2 separate regions of the Homo sapiens genome follow, and region 2 is linked to region 1. Evidence: read pairs that join two places in POLR2A ChIA-PET (ENCODE). Cell type or tissue: GM12878. All regions are shown on one strand. Each heading gives the region's core, and the rest is flanking DNA. Links, peaks and the distances in the headings are about the cores only. Region 1 overlaps KDM6A (lysine demethylase 6A). Region 2 has its middle 76 kb from the start of DUSP21.

What was found. ChIA-PET counts read pairs that join two places held together with the same protein. Peaks named below come from ENCODE experiments on the same cell type or tissue, not always from the same donor. Only the 100,000 strongest peaks of a DNase experiment are listed, where the experiment ranks them.
Region 2: POLR2A ChIA-PET joins it to region 1 with 6 read pairs; 3 of 35 experiments call an interaction of 5 or more read pairs at or near these places.

Annotation. Positions count from the first base shown.
Region 1 is chrX:44,876,350-44,881,740 of GRCh38, forward strand. All of the region lies in intron 2 of KDM6A (lysine demethylase 6A), which reads left to right. Among named protein-coding and RNA genes, the nearest start is that of KDM6A, 5.9 kb to the left of the region's middle. RefSeq lists a silencer at 2,621-2,762. In GM12878, for the core only: no CTCF peak of the experiment used is centred there; no DNase peak of the experiment used is centred there; H3K4me3 peaks cover 347 bases.
Region 2 is chrX:44,764,875-44,770,265 of GRCh38, forward strand. No RefSeq gene overlaps it. Among named protein-coding and RNA genes, the nearest start is that of DUSP21, 76 kb to the right of the region's middle. In GM12878, for the core only: no CTCF peak of the experiment used is centred there; a DNase peak (open chromatin) is centred at 2,941.

The sequences.
Region 1 (5,391 bases), core at 241-5,240:
AATGAGCTGGAGTCCTGCTGTAGGAAGTCTTGAATTATTTAGTTTCATCCTTCTTTTAACAGTCCTCGAAGCAGTATTTTTTTGTTTTTTATTTTTATTTTTTGTGGAATGTTGAGCTATGTTGGTTTCAGAATTCTTATTCCCTGAAAGTCTTAAGAGTTGGCTTTCCTTTACTGGGCAGGTTTAGGCTACTTACCTGAGGGCAGATAATGGAATTGAATAACTCCCAGAATTCCCTTTTTAGCTTTGATTTTTGTCCTGCCATGCCCCCCCACCCCCAACCCCCCGGCCCCAATTTAGTCTGCACTTTGTATAACGTTTTCCTTTCTGGCAGAAATTTAGCTATTACTACTTGTTTTCAAAAATTCTTATTCCTATGTATATTATTGGATTTTCTTTCAAGTTTTTAAAATTCACATTTGTATGTTAAAAAAAACTCTTGACCTAAAAGCTTTAGAAAGTTGAAAGCATTAAATATGTCTCTTACTTGTCCCTTAACATATGTACGTATACATATATACACACGTGTACATATACATATATACACACGTATACATATACGTATACACACATATACATATACGCATATACACACGTATACGTATATACGCACGTATATGAATACGTATATACACGTATACGCATACGTATATACACACGTATACGTGTATACATATATACATGTATATACATACGTATGTATATGCGTATACACATATATGTATATATATGCATATGCGTATGTATACGTATGTACATATCTATATGTGTATTCCTTTTCCAGGTGTGCAGTTTATTCAAACCACTGATTTCTCATCGTCTCCCGAATGTTTTTGTCAGATTCAGTTATATTAGAGTCATTGAAAGAATTTTTTGTTTGTAGGATGGCCATTTGATATACAATGCCTGGGGTTTTGGATTAAAAAAATAAGGTAGTTAATACAATGTATTATTTTTTGGTAATGTCTTTAAGGTTGTAAACAGCTAGAGCCTGCGTAATTAGAGTTCTTGTGATATAGGGTGATCTTGAACAGTGCTCTTGAATGCTGACCCTTAATCTTCTGGTAATGTAATAATTCAAGATTCTTATTTTTAAAATTTCAGTGGAGTTATCGAAAACTAAGCAAAATATTTTAACAGAAATTAACTTGTGACTTTTTTAGTACATTTTTGAAAACCTTTTGGGTTTTTTTTTTTTTAAGTAGGGTAAGGATTTGAGTTAAAGTAGAATATATACGAATATATACCATAAATGTAGTAAGTTTAAATATAGTAGTACTACCAAGTATAGTTATAGTAATAATGCTAGGGGACTGGGGAATCTTATCTGCGTCAGGGAACTATTGCTAAAATACACAGTTTTGAACAAAGTATCTTATTTTTAAGTTTTTCTTAAATACTCTTATTGGAAATTTTTTTGGTAATTCTATTAGTAGAAAGATTATACAAAATACTTAGAAGTTATAGATTGTATATCACTTAAAAATGTATGTGCTTTTTTCCGTAGGACATATTAGCATTAAAACAGTTGGTGTTTTAAATTTTTTTGATAATAGAAGTAGTTTAAGATCCATTGAAACATATTTTCTTAAATTTGGTTTGCTGGCGTGTTTGGTAGGGGAAATTATTAGGTCAGTTCTAGAGGTGGCTTTTTTAAATTGTAATATTTGGATGTTGATTAAAAACATTCTCATTTATGTGTGTTTTTTGTTTGCTGGCACTTAAAGGCATACAGGTTGAGTATCCTTTATCCAAAATGCTTGGAACCAGATGTGTTTTGGATTTGGGATTTTTTTGGGTTTCAGAATATTTGCAGAATACATACCAGTTGAGCATCCCTAATCTGAAAATCTGAATTCCAAAATGCTCCAATGAGCATTTCCTTTGAGTGTCATGTTGGTACCCAAAAAGTTTTAGATTTTGGATTTTCAGATTAGGGATGCTCAACCTGTAAATTCATTTCCAGTGCTAAAGATGGCTAGTGTTTTGGTTAGAAAAGTCATGAGAGCCTGTCTCAAAAAACAAAAACAAACAAAAAAAGAAAGTAGCCATGGAAATAATGTCATGCTTTGTGTTTTAAAGAGTTTTCTAGTTTGGAAGATTGTCTTCTGAACACTTGCAGTCTTAATTTTTTACGTGGACAAAGTCTTATATACTTGGTATTTCCTAAAGTTTTGATTTGTGCCTGGTAATAAAGATATACTAAGATTATAGAACATATTTGCATATTTGGTCACAAATTAGAACTGCAGCAATACATAAACAGGCACTTTTAAAGTTCTGGTTTTCTTTTTCAGTAAATAGTTCTTTCTGTCGAATCAATTACAAATTGAAATAACTAGAGAGCATTTGACTGCCACCTCTAGATACTTTTTGTTTTTTTTTTTAATTTGAGACAGTCTCACACTATCCCCCAGGCTGGAGTGCAGTAGAGTGATCTCGGCTCACTGCAACCTCGGTCTTCCAGGTTCAAGTGATTCTTATGCCTCAGCCTCTTGCGTAGCTGGGATTACAGGTGCCTGCCACCACACCCGGCTAATTTTTGTGTTTTTATTAGAGGTGGGGTTTCACCGTGTTGGCCAGACTGGTCTCAAACTCCTGACCTCACGTGATCAGCCCACCATGGCCTCCTAAAGTGCTGGCTTTGCAGGTGTGAGCCGCCGCACCTGGCCAATATCTTAAGCTGTTAAGAAAAACTGCCTGAGAGATGAATTTTTGTGACTTAGGTGAAGTGATAGGTCATGCACTTTAAACCAAAATGAAAGTTCATTGCTTGGCTAGCTGCAGAGTAAGTCTTTTTCTGACTTAAATTATGTAACATTTAGTTTTTGTTTACATAGTACCAATATTCTGCATCTTTGAAAGGATTTCTGTTAAGTTTATTTTTACTTTGAAATTCATTGTGATGCGTTGAACTCTTTGAAATTGATGTTAATGACTGCTAACACTGCATTATTAATAATATTTTTGAAATGTGTTATCTAGAGAGCTAATTTATGTTAAGAAAACACTACCAGCTTGTCTAAGAATTGAAATGGTGGTTAGGCTGTTTAGGACTCACATGTATTATTTGTAGATTAGTTAATTAATAAAGTTTATTTAATGAATGCATAATTGACAGTCTTAAGTACTCATATTGAAACTTCACATATAATTTTATCAGTTTTCCACATTGGTTTGTAAATTATCGTGACAGTAAATTAAAACAGTATATTAATGTACACTATGTGCAAGCCTTCTATGTAGATAGTATGAAGATAGCATAGATATTTCTTGCCCGTGTTGAACTTAAATTCTTTAAGAGGGGTGAGATAAGTTTAAGGGTGACTAACACAGGACCATCTTTGGGAGAAGAAAAATGTGAAATATTCTGAAAGTTTATGAGAAAGGTAAATTTAACAATTCACAAGTTAGAATGGCTCTTAAAGATGGGGATTGTTTGTTGATTGTGTTTCTTGGAGATGGTATTTCTTGATTTAGATGTTAGCAAGGCATCTTATAATTTTGTTTAGGAAAACATGATTTAAAAATCACATTTTAAGGCTGGGTGTGGTGGCTCACACCTGTAGTCCCAGCACTTTGGGAGGCTGAGGTGGGCGGATCACTTGAGGTCAGGAGTTTGAGACCAGCCTGACCAATATGGTGAAACCACGTCTCTACTAAAAATATAAAAATTAGCCGGGCGTGGTGGCGTGCACCTGTAGTCCCAGCTACTTGGGAGGCTGAGACAGGAGAATTGCTTGAACCTGGGAGGCAGAGGTTGCAGTGAGCTGAGATGGTGCCACTGCACTCCAGCCTGGGCGACAGAGCGAGACTTCATCTCAAAAAAAAAAAAAAAAAATCACATTTTAGCTTTTAGCAGATGTTCAAAGGATGATCTGCTGTGTGTTCTGTCCTTCTTTGATTTCATTTTGTAGTAATATTTACCTTGTTATGAGTTCTTAACTTGAGATTCTTAAATGAGTGTTCATGGGTCAATTTAAATTCTCTGACAGAGTTTGGAAGGACACTCAGGATGACTTAATGGTCATCTTGGAGTACAAGACACTTTTGGGGTGAGAAGGAGGGGAGATTTTAAACTGTTTTATAGATTTCTGTACTGCTTTTTTTTTTTTTTTTAACACCGTAGACATATATTACCTTAAAAATAATACAATAAGGCCAGGCGTGGTGGCTCGTGCCTGTAATCCCAGCACTTTGGGAGACTGAGGCGGATGGATCAACTGAGGTCAGGAGTTCGAGACCAGCCTGGCCAAAGTGGCAAAACCTCATCTCCACTAAAAACACAAAAAATTAGCCAGGCGTGGTGGTGGGCGCCTGTAATCCCAGCTACTTGGGAGGCTGAGGCAGGAGAATTGTTTGAACCAAGGAGGCGGAGGTTGCAGTGAGCCGAGATCGCGCCACTGCACTCCAGCCTGGGCAACAGAGCATGTCTCCATCTCAAACAAACAAACAAAAAAAAGTACTCTGATAGTACACCAGAATGTTATATTTTGGTTGACTAAAAATGGGTTTAAACTACCATGTCTATAGTTAGAAGAGATACTTGTAAAGGCCTTTCTTGCATTTTAATTACAGTCTGAAGTTGGGATACTTTTGAACTTGATGTTCCTTCAGTGAGGGTAGGAGTGAATGGAGTAGAGATGTACCCAATTAGGTCCTATTTCTTTGTGTTTTAGATGGCTTTGTGACAGTCACTGCGCTCATTCTTCATTTTGATCTTTAGCATTTCATTGCTGACTTTATTTTGAGTCTGATTTGGCACAGGCTGATACTTGGGACCTGATTAAGAACTGTAACCTGGGCCGGGCGCGGTGGCGCATGCCTGTAATCCCAGCACTTTGGGAGGCCGAGGCGGGCATCACGAGGTCAGGAGCTCGAGACCAGCCTGGCTAACATGGTGAAACCCCGTCTCTACTAAAAATACAAAAATTATCTGGGTGTGATGGCGCGTACCTGTAATCCCAGCTACTCGAGAGGCTGAGGCAGGAGAATATTGCTTGAACCCAGGAGATGGAGATTGCAGTGAGCCGAGATCGTGCCACTGAACTCCAGCCTGGCGACAGAGCAAGACACCATCTCAAAAACAAAAAACAACAAAAAAACTGTCACCTGGAAGGGTGGGAGTAATCCCTTGTTAGACAGTTTTAGGTTTCTGAGCTAATTTGTAGACTGCTTGCAACTTTCTTCTATAAGCTTTTATTATTTTTTCTCTTACCTATTTCTTCCTTATATTCCATCATTTGTTTACTTCTGTATATTATTAAAACTGTTGGTGGTGTTCCATTGTGAATGTATTCTTGTATGCTTTTTGTAATTTTCTCTGTGGTACTATTTTGTCTTTTTTTTTTTTTTGAGATGGCATTTCACTTTTGTTGCCCAGGCTGCAGT
Region 2 (5,391 bases), core at 237-5,236, 110 kb before region 1:
AATTTTTAATTTTTCGTTGTATTATTATTGCTATTGTTGTTCATTTTTCTTTGATGCTAGATGCCTGGCTGCTAGACATCCTGCATGAAGTGGCCAGGTGCGGTGGCTCATGCCTGTAATCCCAGCACTTTGGGAGGCCACAGCAGGTGGATCATCTGAGCTCAGGAATTCGAAACCACCCTGGGAAAACATGGCGAAACCCTGTCTCTACTAAAATACAAAAAATTAGCCAGGCGTGGTGGTGCACGCCTGTAGTCCCAGCTACACGGGAGGCTGAAGCACGAGAATCTCTTGAGTCCCGGAGGCAGAGGTTGCAGTGAGCCTAGATCATGCCACTGTACTTCAGCCTGGGCTACAGAATGAGACTCTGTCTCAAAAATATATTTTTTTTTGAATAAAAAATAATTTTAAATCCTGCATGAAAGTATGAAAGAGGGATGAGGAAGCAACACTTCCTCCCCACAGCAACCTGGTAATGCCCCTATTTTCACCTCTTCTGACCCTGGTGTCTCCCAGCTGTGTCCCTGGCTATAGCCCACACTGCACATATTCTAGGCCACCAGGCCCTCTTCCCCACCATATTAGTCATCAGCTTTCTATTGGCTTTCCTCTCCCCAGAATTTTTGAAATCCCTCATGCATAGATATTCCCACCACCACCACCACAGTCTCCTGACTGCCTATGACTGCCTATGATCTCTTCTTAGTTATTGGCTTATACTTGTTTTCCCTGCTCCTTTATTATTTTAAAGGGGCCTCAGGAAGGATAGGAAATAAACAGAGGTGCTCAGTCCACTCTTCTGAGTCAGAAGTTTGCAACATATTTTAACTTCAGCATGTTCAGTTTGAAATGCACATTTTGAAAGCTCTCAGGAGGTGGTTCCAATAATCCCCATCCCTCGCACTCCCTTGGAGACTTCCTGTTGACTTGAACAGTCTGGTCCACCCACTTTCCAACTCCGCTGGCTCACTAAAAGGTACCAACAACCCCCTAGCTGGCCATAAAGCTGAGCTGATTCCTTCTTTATCCTGAATCCCAACATCTAATCCACCAGCAAGCTCTGTCATTTCTATCATTAAAAGCATCTCGTGGGCAAAAAAAGAAAAATTACAAGCCAAACTGACTAAAGCCAAGGATTTTTTAAAAATCCTAATTAAAATTTTAAAAGTGTTCAAAAATAGCACACTGTGACCAAAATGGGTTGATTCCAGAAATGCCAGAATGATTCAATATTAGGAAATGTACCAAAGCAATTCATTGTATTAATAGATCAAACAAGTAAAGCCATGTAATTTTATTAATAAATGCTAAGAAGGCATTTAATAAAATTAAACATCCATTCTTGGCTTTAAAATCTCTTTATAAAACAGAAAGTAAATGTAAAACATAGCATAAAAACAACATGTTATAGGCCAGCTCACTGGCTCATGCCTCTAATCCCAGCATTTTGAGAGGCTGAGGCGGGAGGATTGTTTGAACACAGGAGTTTCAGACCAGCCTGGGCAACATAGCAAGACCCCCATCTCTACAAAAAAAAAAGAAAAGAAAATTAGCCAAGCATGGTGGCGCACACCTGTAATTCCAGCTACTCAGGAGGCTGAGGTGGAAGGATCAATTGAGCCCCGGAGTTGGAGGCTGCAGCAAGCTATAATCATGCCACTGCACTCCAGCCTGGATGATGGAGTAAGACTCTGTCTTAAAAAAAAAAAAAAAAAAAGACCTTGGACTAGAACTTAGCATTCACTACTATCTCCTTCACTGGAGCCATGAGCACTCTGTAGATTAAAAAAAAAAAAATTCTAAAATTCATATGGAACCAAAAAAGAGCCCAAATAACCAAAGAAATCCTAAGCAAAAAGAACAAAGCCATAGGCATCACACTACCCAACTTCAAATTATACTGTAAAGCCCCAGTAACCAAAACAGCATGGTACTGGTACAAAAGCAGACACATAGACCAATGGAACAGAATAGAAAAGTGAGAAATAAAGCCACACACCTACAACCATCTAATCTTCAGCAAAATTGACAAAACAAGCAATAGAGAAAGGACTCCCTGTTCAATAAATGGTGCTGGGATAACTGGCTAGCCATACGCAGAAGATTGAAGCTGAACCCCTGCCTTTCACCATATACAAAAATCAACTCAAAATGGATTAAAGATTTGAATTTAAGACTTCAAACTATAAAAATCCTGGAAGATGGCTGGGCATGGTAGCTCACACCTGTAATCCCAGCACTTTGGGAGGCCGAGGCGGGCAGATCACCTGAGGTTGGGGGTTCGAGACCAGCCTGATCAACATGGAGAAACCCTGTCTCTACTAAAACTACAAAATTAGCTGGGTGTGGTGGCGCACGCCTGTAATCTCAGCTATTCGGGAGGCTGAGGCATGAGAATCGCTTGAACCCAGGAGGCGAAGGTTGCGGTGAGCTGAGATCGCGCCATTGTAATCTAGCCTGGGCAACAAGACCAAAACTCCATCTCTGAAAAAAAAAAAAAGAATCCTGGAAGACAACCTAGGAAATACTCTTCTCGACACTGGCCTTGGCAAAGAATTTTTGGCTAAGTCCCCAAAAGCAATTGTAACGAAAACAAAAATAGAGAAGTGGGAACTAATTAAACTGAAGAGCTTCTGCACAGCAAAAGAAACCATCAACAGAGCAAACAGACAACCTACAGAGTAGGAGAGGATATTTGCAAACTATGCATCTGACAAAATCCTAATATCCATAATTTATAGGGTCTTAAATAAGCAAGCAAAAAACAAAAAACCCCATTACAAAATGGACAAAGGACATGAACAGACACTTCTCAAAAGAAGACATACGTGCAGCCAACAAGCACATGAAAAAATGCTCCACATCACTAATCATTAGAGAAATGCAAATCAAAACCACAATGATATATCATCTTACAACCAGAATAGTTATTATCAAAAAGTCAAAACACAGTAGACATTGGCGAGGCTGTGGAGAAAAGGAAACTATACACTGTTGGTGGGAATGCAAACTAGTTCAGTCACTGTGGAAAGTAGTTTGGAGATTTCTCAAAGAACTTGTAATAGAACTACCATTCTACCCAGAAATCCCACTACTGGGTATATACTCAAAGGAAAATAATTTATTCTATCAAAAAGATAAATGCACACATATGTTCACTGCAGCACTATTCACAATCGCAAAGACATGGAATCAACCTAAATGCCCATCAAAGGTAGACTGAATTTTTTAAAAAGTCTACCTTTTTAAAAAGTATATATTCCATAGTATACACCATGGAATACTATGCAGCCATAAAAAAGAACAAGATCATGTCCTTTGCAGCAACATAGATGGAGCTGGAGGCCATTATCCTAGGCAACCTAATGCAAGAACAGAAAATCAAATAGTGCATATTCTCACCTACAAGTGGGAGTTAAACATTGAGCGCACATAAACATAAATATGCAGACAATAGACACCATGGACTCCTAGAGGATGGAGGGAAGTGGGTATGGGTTTAAAAAACGACCTATGGGCTGGGTACAATGGCTCATGCCTGTAATCTCAGCACTTGGAGAGCCTGAGGCAGATGGATCACCTGAGGTCAGGAGTTCAAGACCAGCCTGACCAACGTGGTGAAACCCCAACTCTACTAAAAATACAAAAATTAGCCAGGCATGGTGGTGTGTGCCTGTAGTCCCAGCTATTCGGGGGGCTGAGGCAGGAGAATTGCTTGAACCCGGGAGGTGGAGGTTGCAGTGAGCCGAGATCATGCCACTGCACTCCAGCCTGGCCAACAAGAGCAAAACTCTATCTTAAAAAAAAAAAAAAAAAAAAAAAAACCTTTCGAGTACTAGGCCCACTACCTGGGTAACAGGATCCATGCTCCGAACCTCAACATCATGCAATTGTTTCATATAACATACCTGCACATATACCCCCTGTATTTAAAATAAAAGTTGAATTTTTTTAATGCCTTATTCCTCATTAGCATAGTGATGAGAAAAGAATAAAAGAAGGCCGAGGCGGGCAGATCATTTGAGGTCAGGAGTTCGAGACCAGCCTGGCCAGCATGGTGAAACCCTCTCTCTAATAAAAATACAAAAATTAGCCGGGCCTGATGTCAGGAGCCTGTAACCCCAGCTACTCAGGAGGCTGAGACAGGAGAATCACTTGAACCCGGGAGGCAGAGGTTGCAGGGAGCCGAGACCACACCATTGCATTCCAGCCTGGATGACAAGAGCGAGACTCCACCTCAAAAAAAAAAAAAGTATAAAAGAATACATTATGCCCAGGGATGAAAAATTTCTGGAGATACTTCTCTGCAGAATTCACAGAGAAAAAAAAGTTCTGGGGATGGATGGTGGTGTTACCTGCACAACAGTGTGAGTGTACTTTGTGCCACTGAACTATACACTCAGAAATGATTAAAATGGTAAATTTTATGTCATGTATATTTGACTACTGTGTGTGTGTGTGTGTGTGTGTGTGTGTGTGTGACTGTATGATGCCCAAAGTCCCATAATGCTTATTGGGAAAACACTGGAAGCATTCTCACTGGAGACTGGAATTAAGACAAGGATTTTCACTATCATTGCTATTATTTAACCTTAACCTGGAGATACTGGCTAAAGTAATTAGACAAAATAAATAAGTTAAAGGTATAAAATTGGATATCAGAAGGTTAAAATTTCACTACTGACATTTGATACAATTGTATACCTAGAAAAATCAAAAGAATCAACTGTAAAGCTATTCTACAAAATAAGATAGTTAAATAAAATGTACAGATACAAAATTAATTAAAGTGAATATATATGCATAATTTATATGTGACCTTAAGATACACAAAAAGAAGACATATTGGAAGAAAAGATCTCATTTACACAAGCCGTGAAAAACATAAAATACCTAGAAATACACTTAAAAAAATTTTTTTGAGACCAATTCTCACTCTGTTGCCCAGGCTAGAGTTCAGTGGTGCGATTTCAGCTCACTGCAACCTCTGCTCCCGGGTTCAAGCGATTCTCATGCCTCAGCCTCCTAAATAGTTGGGACTACAGGCGTGAGCCACCAAGCCTGGCTAATTTTGGTTTGTATTTTTAGTAGAGACAGGGTTTCACCATGTTGGCCAGGCTGGTCTTGAACTCCTGACCTCAGGTTATCCACCCGCCTTGGCCTCCCAAAGTGCTGGGATTACTGGCATGAGCCACCACGCCCAACCAAAATACGCTTGAAATATTTGCATGTTCCATATGATGAAAACTTATACATATGCCAAGGACACAACAGACATTTAAAACAGAAAGGAATAGCATATTTTTGGATAAGAAAAAAAATTAACATCATAGAAATTGTTCGTTTTTCCCACATTAATCTGTAACTTGAATGTGAGCCCAATTTAAAAAT